Linked DNA regions of Homo sapiens: region 1 is linked to region 2. Evidence: chromatin loops called from intact Hi-C (ENCODE). Cell type or tissue: psoas muscle. All regions are shown on one strand. Each heading gives the region's core, and the rest is flanking DNA. Links, peaks and the distances in the headings are about the cores only. Region 1 overlaps FOXP1 (forkhead box P1). Region 2 overlaps FOXP1 (forkhead box P1).

Region 1 (4,390 bases), core at 211-4,210, 190 kb before region 2:
CTTAGTTGTGTGGTCCAAGCAAAGATGAGAACAGCAGCTCTCAGGTGTGGAGCCGTTGCTGGTTGACTAGGCATTGAGCACAGTGCTCTCCAATTGGATAATTTAATCTCAGCAATGCTTGGAGGTAGGGACTTTCATTAGCCCCATTTTATAGAAGCAGAAATGGAGGTTTAGAGAAACTGTAAAGTGTGCAGAATTACAAGGCTACTCTATGGCAACGTTGGGAGCTGAACCCAGGTGCCCTGATGTTCAGCTTCCTGCTCTTGTCTTAGGATATTAGTAATGGAGGTGGAAATCTGGATGCAAGAGCCAGCACTGAGCCTAAGTCAAGGGCAAACGTGGTAGCTGGCTGGTACTGAGGGGAAGGACCAGCTTCCCCCAGTTGTTCAGCTTCCTGCTCTTGTCCTAGGATATTAGAAATGGAGGTGGAAATCTGGATGCAAGAGCTAGCAGCGAGCCTAAGTCAAGGGCAGACGTAGTAGCTGCCTGGTACTGGGGGAAGGATACCGTGGAACCCCTTAGTTGGAAAAGTTATCAGCTAGTTGGAAAAGAAAACCTGGGGATTTGGCAAACACAGGGAGGTGAGGAGGGGGAGCCAGTGTAGGGAGCGTGTGCGGATTCGAATAGCAGATACGCCGCCGTGGAGACAGGAGATGTAAAACTACCACTTGCCCTGTTTCAAGGTTTACATGCATTATCCCACTTAATCTTCAAACCACTCCATGATGTAGGAAGTATCATTACCTCTGTTTTGCAGCTGATGAAACAGAGGCCCAGAAAACTTAAATAGGGTTGGACCACGAGTATCACAGCCAGGATCGGACCCCAGGCAGCCAACTCCCAACACTGCCGAAGCCAACTGCGAACTAAGGCTCAGTGGAGAATTTGCAACCTGGGATATATTTGTTGGAAGTGATTGCTCCCTCCTTTTGAACTTTGCAGCAATTATTGTCTGTAGAATTCATCTGGCAATTAATCATGTACTCCCGGTGACAAGGCTCTTATTGTTGTCTTGAAATGTTATTTAAATCGCACATTGTTATTTAACTTCTTGCCCAGAGAGGCAGACTGTGCCTGGGTATCCCCCACCTCACCCAGTGCATGTGGTACCACAGTGCAATAAATGTTTGATTTAATTTCATTTGAGAGGCTTCCGGGCGGAAGTGATAATCTCATCCTTTAGACTTTAGTGACAGGTGACATTCGTGGAGGGGAAGAAGTAGGAGAGGAAGGGGGACGATGCCCACAGTTGTGATTCAGAAGAAAATGGGAGAATTGAAGGGAGACCGAGAGAAGAATAGAAAGCATCCCTCTTCAGGGCTGGGCGCAGTGGCTCACGCCTGTAATCCCAGCATTTTGGGAGGCCGAGGCAGGCAAATCATGAGGTCAGGAGATCGAGACTATCCTGGCTAACACGGTGAAACCCTGTCTCTACTAAAAATACAAAAATTTAGCCGGGCGTGGCGGCAAGCGCCTGTAATCCCAGCTACTCTGGAGGCTGAGGCAGGAGAATCGCTTGAACCTGGGAGGGGAGGCGGAGATTGCAGTGAGCCTAGATTGCACCACTGCACTCCAGCCTGGGCGACGGAGTGAGACTCCATCTCAAAAAAAAAAAAAAAAAAAAAAAGCATCCCTCTTCTACAGTCCAATAGGAGGACTGAGTGCATGCCTCATATGCCGTCATAAACTCCCTCCTTGTCTCCTGTCTTGGGGGAGATGTCCTGTCTCATTTCCAAGCTGCACTACCAGGGGTGACTTGGGTCCTTGCTTTTCTGCTTCCCGGGTTTGCCTGACTTCACGCAAGAAGCCAAGGGTTTTAGACAGTGGGAGGCAACGTAGAGGTCTGAACAGAATTATAACTCTATGTTGCCAGGTTGTCTTTATTTTGGGAACCATTCCAAACGTTCCTACTTTTCCTGTTTGAGCTGTTGGAAAAATGGTACTCAGTAGTATTCACTGGTGGTTAAGGGACGAGGCTTGGGTTTCAGAAAGATGTGGCTCTGTCACTGACTGTGGTCTTGGGTAAAGGACTTCCCTTCACCAGCCTTGGTTCGTTCATCTGTAAGATAATAGCATTTACTCTTGCCACCGTTATAAGGCTTAATAAGAGGGTGGATGAAAATGCTATGGACAGAGTACCTCATGTGCAGTGCAGCACAGGCTTTGCACATGTTAGTTGGTGTTAGAACTGGAAGTACCCAGGAGAATATCCAAAAGTCCTACGACCGCATTGAACACCAGGGTGAAGGACCAGCGTGTTCCTTTCCTTTCTCATATTTGCAACAGAAATGTCACCACTTGGGCTCCGTGACACTTTTCTTGATGACATTGTCCTGATCATCAGCTCTTCCCTTGGCGCCTCGAGACATTTCCAAACCACATCATTCCACACACCCTGGAATGTGCACGTTTCCTTTGTCAGAAGGAACTGTGGCCATCAGACGTTGGACAGCTCTGAGCCGGGTTGTTTTCTTCTCATCTACTTACTGTTGTGCTGAAGTTTGGTTTTATTTTTTAATGTAAGAATTGTCTGGAAGTTATTCTTCAGTCATTTCATTAGTCATTTACTTTCTTGGTTTTGAAAATTGAGGAAAAATTACTTTGAGGCAGTGGGTCAGATGAGCGTGGCTGGCTGGGTAACCCATTTCCCGCTGAGTCACCTGTCTGCTCAGACAACTAAATGCTGAAGTATGCTTGATGACTAGTCACTGGCCAACGTCATATTAATCTGAAATTTCGTTTCTGCTCCTTTTAAGTTATGGTAGCTTTGGTTCCTTGGTGGGTTTTTTGAAAGTGCTCCAAGTATTGTATTGATTGGATGATGTAGCCTGGAATTCTCGGTTATCCCCCAAAGTGTTTTTTTCGATTTGAGGCATAAAATTATGACATAGTATTGTTCAAAAAGATGGGATTCAAATGCCTTCATTTTATAAGAAGGGAAACTCAGGTTCCGAGAAGCTCACTGACTTGCGAAACATCTCAAACAGTTGTTGGCAAAGCTGGGATGGCGTTGATCTTCCTGGGAATTTGTGATGTGTACTCACCCCCTGGGTCTTGCTGCACTTCTGCTAAAACTACCTGGAAATTATTTATTTTGGTCTTCTTCCTTGATAGAAGAGAATCTGAAAGTCAGGAATAGTGGCTGCCTCCAAATGCCCTTGGCTCCTTCTCCTGACCCCCTAATGAGCATGTCCCCAGAGCATGTTATAACCTTGGAAAACAAGGCTACTTAGTATGTTTGTACTCTGATGCCTGTATGTTCTGTACATGATCTGGCCTGAATGATGGATGAGGCTCCATACAGGCTTCCTGTGTCTTCTGCCATTCTCCCCTCCCTACAGTACCATACCTGACGAAATAATAACATCGAGTCACTGAGGAGGTTTACCATAGTGTGGTGCTACAACCTTAATTCGTGGTGTTTTTTTTTTTTTTTTTTTTCGAGACAGAGTCTCGTTCTGTTGCCCAGGCTGGAGTGCAATGGCACTATCTTGGCTCACTGCAACCTCCACCTCCTGGGTTCAAGTGATTCTCCTGTCTCAACCTCCCGGGTATCTGAGATTACAGGTGTGTGCCACCACATCCAGCTAATTTTTGTATTTTTAGTAGAGATGGGGTTTCATCATGTTGAAATTCTGTTTGCTTTTTAACTTAACTTGAGCATAAGCTTAGAAGATGATTTGGGGGCTGGGGGCTTTATTTATTTTAGCAAGTAATTTGGCCTGTATTTTTATTCCTTTAAGTAATTTGTAACTAACTACAAAGGCCTCTGGTAAGATGGCTTTTGTTTCTAGTTGGAACATGGAGACCAAGAGAACTCTCTAGAAAACAGATTTGGCTCCACTGCTATGGGACTTCACACTTACCTCCACAGAGGGGCTCTTCTGATGCCTCTATGTAAACAGCACTTTTAAATCCTACTTCAGGGACCATTGGTTTTCTCTCAAGAGATATGTTCCTTTTTTTTCTTCTCTTAACTCTTTTGTTATTTTACTCCTTTTCCAATAATGGAAGGCTTTTCAGTTTTACATTAGAGGCTACTACTTGTTTTTTTTTTTTTTTCTAATTGTAAAGCAGGCAAAAATCATCACAGAAAACAGATCTCAAAAGAATTGCACTTAGTGTTGTGACCTAGTTGGTTTCTTCATTCTTTGAAACATTATTTGATTTTTCCTCCCGTATTAGCTGTTATGTATGCCGGTTACATAACCTTAATTTTTCATGGAAAATATGGATGTCATCAATTAATAGGACTACCCCTGCTGTTGTTATGGCTGGCTTCTTCTAGAATGTTCCCACTGGGGAAACTGAGGCTTAGGTTTGATACTGCAGGATTTGCCATTGTAATGTTTTCCTTTTAGTAACATCATCATTATGAATATAATTCTTG
Region 2 (4,390 bases), core at 129-4,128:
GGCTAACACAGTGAAACCCCGTCTCTACTAAAAATACCAAAAATTAGCTGGGCGTGGTGGCGGGCGCCTGTATTCCTAGCTACTCGGGAGGCTGAGGCAGGAGAATGGCATGAATCCGGGAGGCGGAGCTTGCAGTGAGCCGAGATTGCGCCACTGCACTCCAGTGTGGGTGGCACAGCGAGACTCCATCTCAAAAAAAAAAAAAAAAAAAAGAATTAAAGTTTCATTGTGATTGTGCAATTGTACAAAGACATTCCCTTATTTTATTTTATTATTTTTGAGACAGGGTTTCACTCTGTCACCCAGGCTGGAGTGCAGTGGCACGATCTCAGCTCACTGCAACCTCTTCCTGCCTGGTTCAAACAATTCTTCCACCTCAGCCTCCTGAGTACCTGGGACTACAGGCAAGCACCACCATGCCCAGCTAATTTTTTTTTGTATTTTTTGGTAGAGATAAGGTTTCACCGTGTTGGCCAGGCTGGCCTCGAACTCCTGACCTCAAGTGTGATCACCTGCCTTGGCCTCCCAGAGTGCTGGATTTACAGGTATGAGCCACCGTGCCTGGCCTATTCCCCCATTATTAAACAGTGTCTCACTTTATTGCCCAGGCTATTGTGCGGCAGCACCATGCTAGCTCACTGCAGCCTTGAATTCCTGGGCTCAAGCAATCGTCCTGCCTCACCCTCCTTAATAGCTGGCATTGCAGGTGTGAGCCACTGAGCCTAGCTTATTCTCTCATTTTTAAAGTAATTTCAAATAGCAGAAGCAGGGAAGGAGAGGCATTTTAGGAGTTCATCTTTCTGGTCCACCTTTAATGAAGTAAGCAGCTCCTTCCAAGGGGAGCTTGAAGCCTGAATTCTTCGTAGTGAACACAGTACTCTTTTCAGAAACTTATACTTAGCTTAAAAAAATTATCTATACCTCCACCCTGCTGCCTTATATGATAGAAAAGGAGATGAGTTCAGCAACAGCTTCCTCTAGCACACTTGATTACCTTTCTTTCGCTGAAGTCCAGATGCTGAGCTTGTTGAACTCATCTGCCTTGTTCAGCCGTTCTTGTTTTAGGAGTGTTAACGTTCTTTTTGGGAAAGAAGCAGCATATGCGTACACCCTTGCCAGGCTTCCATTAAGTGTCCCTTCACCTTTAGCAAGCCCTTGGTGGACTCAGGGGAGCTTTATAGTTATTATTAACATAACAGCCTGTAAGTTGGGCTTCTTTCTAGTGAAGGAGCCAAGAGGGAGGGCCCCGCCTGGTTTTAAATTACGTAGGCTTTTCTAAATGTGTTTCTAATGGGAGCTAGAGAGGTGGTGAGCTTTGGGGAAGCCTCGCCTTGGGTCATAGTTGAGTGTAGAAGGGAGCTGGGATCTGCAGATATCAGGGAATTTAGGAAGAGAGGCATGGGAAAGGAAATGGGATGGAAAGGTGCCAGGAAAAGTTGCCTCATCATTTCCCACTTTGGTGGTGGCCAAAAGGTAAGTTTCTACTTTGAGATCACTCTCAGGCCCTGTGGGCACAGAGCTGCCAAGTTTCTCAGTTTAAGGACTAATAAAGTTGGGATGTGGGTAATTCTGGGAGACTGGGTAGTTTGAAGGGAAGGATTGTTGGAGGTCTTTCCAGCTATACTGACAATGTACATGGGTTCATTCTTGAGATGAGCGTGTCCATAATAAAATCTAGCTGTAGAGCCATTCAAGGACTTCTCTGTGTGCACGAGCATGCTAGCCATTTTACGTACAACAGTAGGAACAGAGTAGCTGGAGTAAGATACAGGAATGTTTTTGTTCCACTCATACACTGATTAGTGTTATTCACTCATTCTGTATTTACTGAACACCTACCCTGCGTAGCCACTGCTCTGTACTGGGATACAGCAAGCAAGAGGCCTGCACACTGGCTCATGCCTGTAATCCCAGCACTTTGGGAGGCAAAGGCAGGATGATCACTTGAACCCAGGAATTCGACACCAGCCTGGGCAACATAGTGAGACCTTGTCCCTACAAAAAATTGAAAAAACTAGTGAGGCATGGTGGCACGTGCCTCTAGACCCAGCTACTCAGGAGGCTGAGGTGGGAGAACCGCTTGAGTCTAGTAGTTAGTTCCAGGCTGCAGTGAGTCATGATCGTGCCACTGCACTGCACTCCAGCTTGGGCAACAGAGTGAGACCATGTCTCAAAAACAAAAAACAAACAAACAAAAAAAAGTGGGAGGGGGATGCAAATCAGATAAAATCCCTGCCTTCATGGAGTATATGTTCTGATATTTTTGTCATAAACTGAAATTAATACGACTTATCTGTTGCCTAAACTTTTTGCCCAGAACAACCAAACAGAATCAGTTCAGCTGCAGTGGGAACCGCCAAGAGCCAGATGTGGCCATGAGAGGAATATCTTTGAGAGCCTGTCATCTGGCTCCAGCTGTGTTAACCTAGGCCTGGTAGGCAGCCATGAGTTGTGTCTGCCAACTGGTGGCCAGACACTAGTGCAGGCTTAAACAATTAGCAGAATTCCTCATCCGGTGGCTGGATTCACTGTGTGTGTCCTACAGACGATCGCTGCTGTCCAAACCAGGGGACTCTGGGCAGAAACGCCCAGAAGAGAACCAAAAGTTAGCCCCTTGAGAAACCAGTCAAAGTCTCATCCCGGAACATGGAGAGGGAGGCAGGAATCGGGGAAGACCAGCAACAGTGAGAAAACAGAAGTAAACCAGACGTGGCCCTCTGCCTGGCAGACCTTAATTCTGACTGAGAACTCTTGCCTGATAGAGAACGTCTGCCTCCAGCATGCCCCTGCAGAAAAGCAAAGAGTAGAGTTTGCCTGTGAAGAAATTTTTTTTCAGTTATTTTTTACATTGTTGCCCTTTGGTGAGAATCATTTATGATGCTTTATTGGTTTTACCCAAACTGAGATTTCCATGAAAAGTATTCATTCCCACCTTTTGGAAGCAATTAGATCCCCACAAACAGGCTATAACTTTCAAATGTCTGTTATATCTGCCTTCAAAAATAAGTATATAAGTAAATAAAATGCTTCAGCCTGCCTGCATGTGGAAGATTTTTTATAAACTGTAGAGTTGCTGGTTTCATGTACCAGGCAAGTCCTGCTAGCACACGGGAAAATAATAGATTCTGATCATCCATTGTCCAGCATGTTTCTAATACCACAGTAGTTGCTCAGTAAATGTTTGTAGACTGAGCTGAATAAGGAAAAATTCCAGTGAATGTGCTGACTTGCAAGAATGGTAATTAAAAATTAGTGCAGTCATTTCAAATCATAAGTTGGGGAAACAACCCACCATTTAGTGCCCCCCAAAAGTAAAAGTTCTAATTGGAATAAGCTTAGGATTTTTTTTTATGTCCACATCTAAAGTCTGATGATAACAGAAAGCACAAGATGGCAGAGATTAAGGTTTTCAGGGAGACTTCTCTTGAGGCTGAACAGATATGTCCATGTGAGAACATTTTTATCATGGTGAGGTTCTTGGTGGTCTTTCAAAGAAGTCCCACTCTGAACAGATAACGACAACAAAATCATTGAAGTGGGGAAAATTCAAAAGATGCTAGTTTGTGTGTCAAAATCAACTTTTGCATTCTAACTGCATTGTGTAAATTTGCTGTGCAGGAAACATAAGTGAAGCCATTTGGTTTTGTGGCATTGGTGTGGGTTGGCTCAGGGGGTGGGGATAAGGTTGAGGCATTGATATAGTAAGAGGAGAGCCAGATGGTTGTATTACACATCTTTTGTGTTCTTGTTTGCTTCTTAAAGCAGTTGCAGAATTTTGCCCTTGGCGATATTTTCTTCGTGCCTGTGTGTTCTGCTATGAATTTACTTTTGTCAGAGTACTTTGAAAGAAAAGCCTTGCTCAGAAAAAAAAAAAAAATTACGTTATAAACTTGTGAAGTCAACAGTGTGTTCATAAAAATATTTTTTAAATGTTAAGTATGTTAGTAAATAGTTGAGAGAATCAGCTTTTCTTTTTTCTTAGCGCAGTGATTTCGACCATATTTTATATTAATTCAGGGAAAGAATTTTTGCAAAATTATGAATGTGCAATTGGTGATGGATGGATGGATCGAGATGGATAGATGAGGAGACAGACACATGGAACAGATACATTGTTATTCCAGTAAGGATGAGGCCTATCTGATTAGAGATTTAACTTTTTCCATTACTTACAGCAAGCCCTCAGGTTGTGGTTAACCTCTTGTGTTTTATCAGCAAGCGTAACTTGGTAGTAAGTTGAGTGAGAGTGGGTTAGGGTAGGTTGGTGAGTTTTCGTTGACATTTGGTAGAATTGCTGTTACACCACCATTGAAATTTATATTTATTCCCTACTAAAAGGAAATTCTATTTTGCAGTCACCAGTGGCAAGGGATATTTAAGATGTTCTAAT

Evidence for each region. A loop is a pair of places that touch in the nucleus more often than their neighbours do. Peaks named below come from ENCODE experiments on the same cell type or tissue, not always from the same donor. Only the 100,000 strongest peaks of a DNase experiment are listed, where the experiment ranks them.
Region 1: a loop joins it to region 2, with 2.0 times the contacts of the local background. A loop is called at or near these places in 11 of 110 quality-filtered maps.

Annotation. Positions count from the first base shown.
Region 1 is chr3:71,502,653-71,507,042 of GRCh38, reverse strand. All of the region lies in intron 2 of FOXP1 (forkhead box P1), which reads left to right. Among named protein-coding and RNA genes, the nearest start is that of MIR1284, 37 kb to the left of the region's middle. RefSeq lists an enhancer at 2,228-3,427. In psoas muscle, for the core only: no CTCF peak of the experiment used is centred there; no DNase peak of the experiment used is centred there.
Region 2 is chr3:71,308,880-71,313,269 of GRCh38, reverse strand. All of the region lies in intron 4 of FOXP1 (forkhead box P1), which reads left to right. Among named protein-coding and RNA genes, the nearest start is that of FOXP1-AS1, 21 kb to the right of the region's middle. In psoas muscle, for the core only: no CTCF peak of the experiment used is centred there; a DNase peak (open chromatin) is centred at 2,439; H3K27ac peaks cover 545 bases.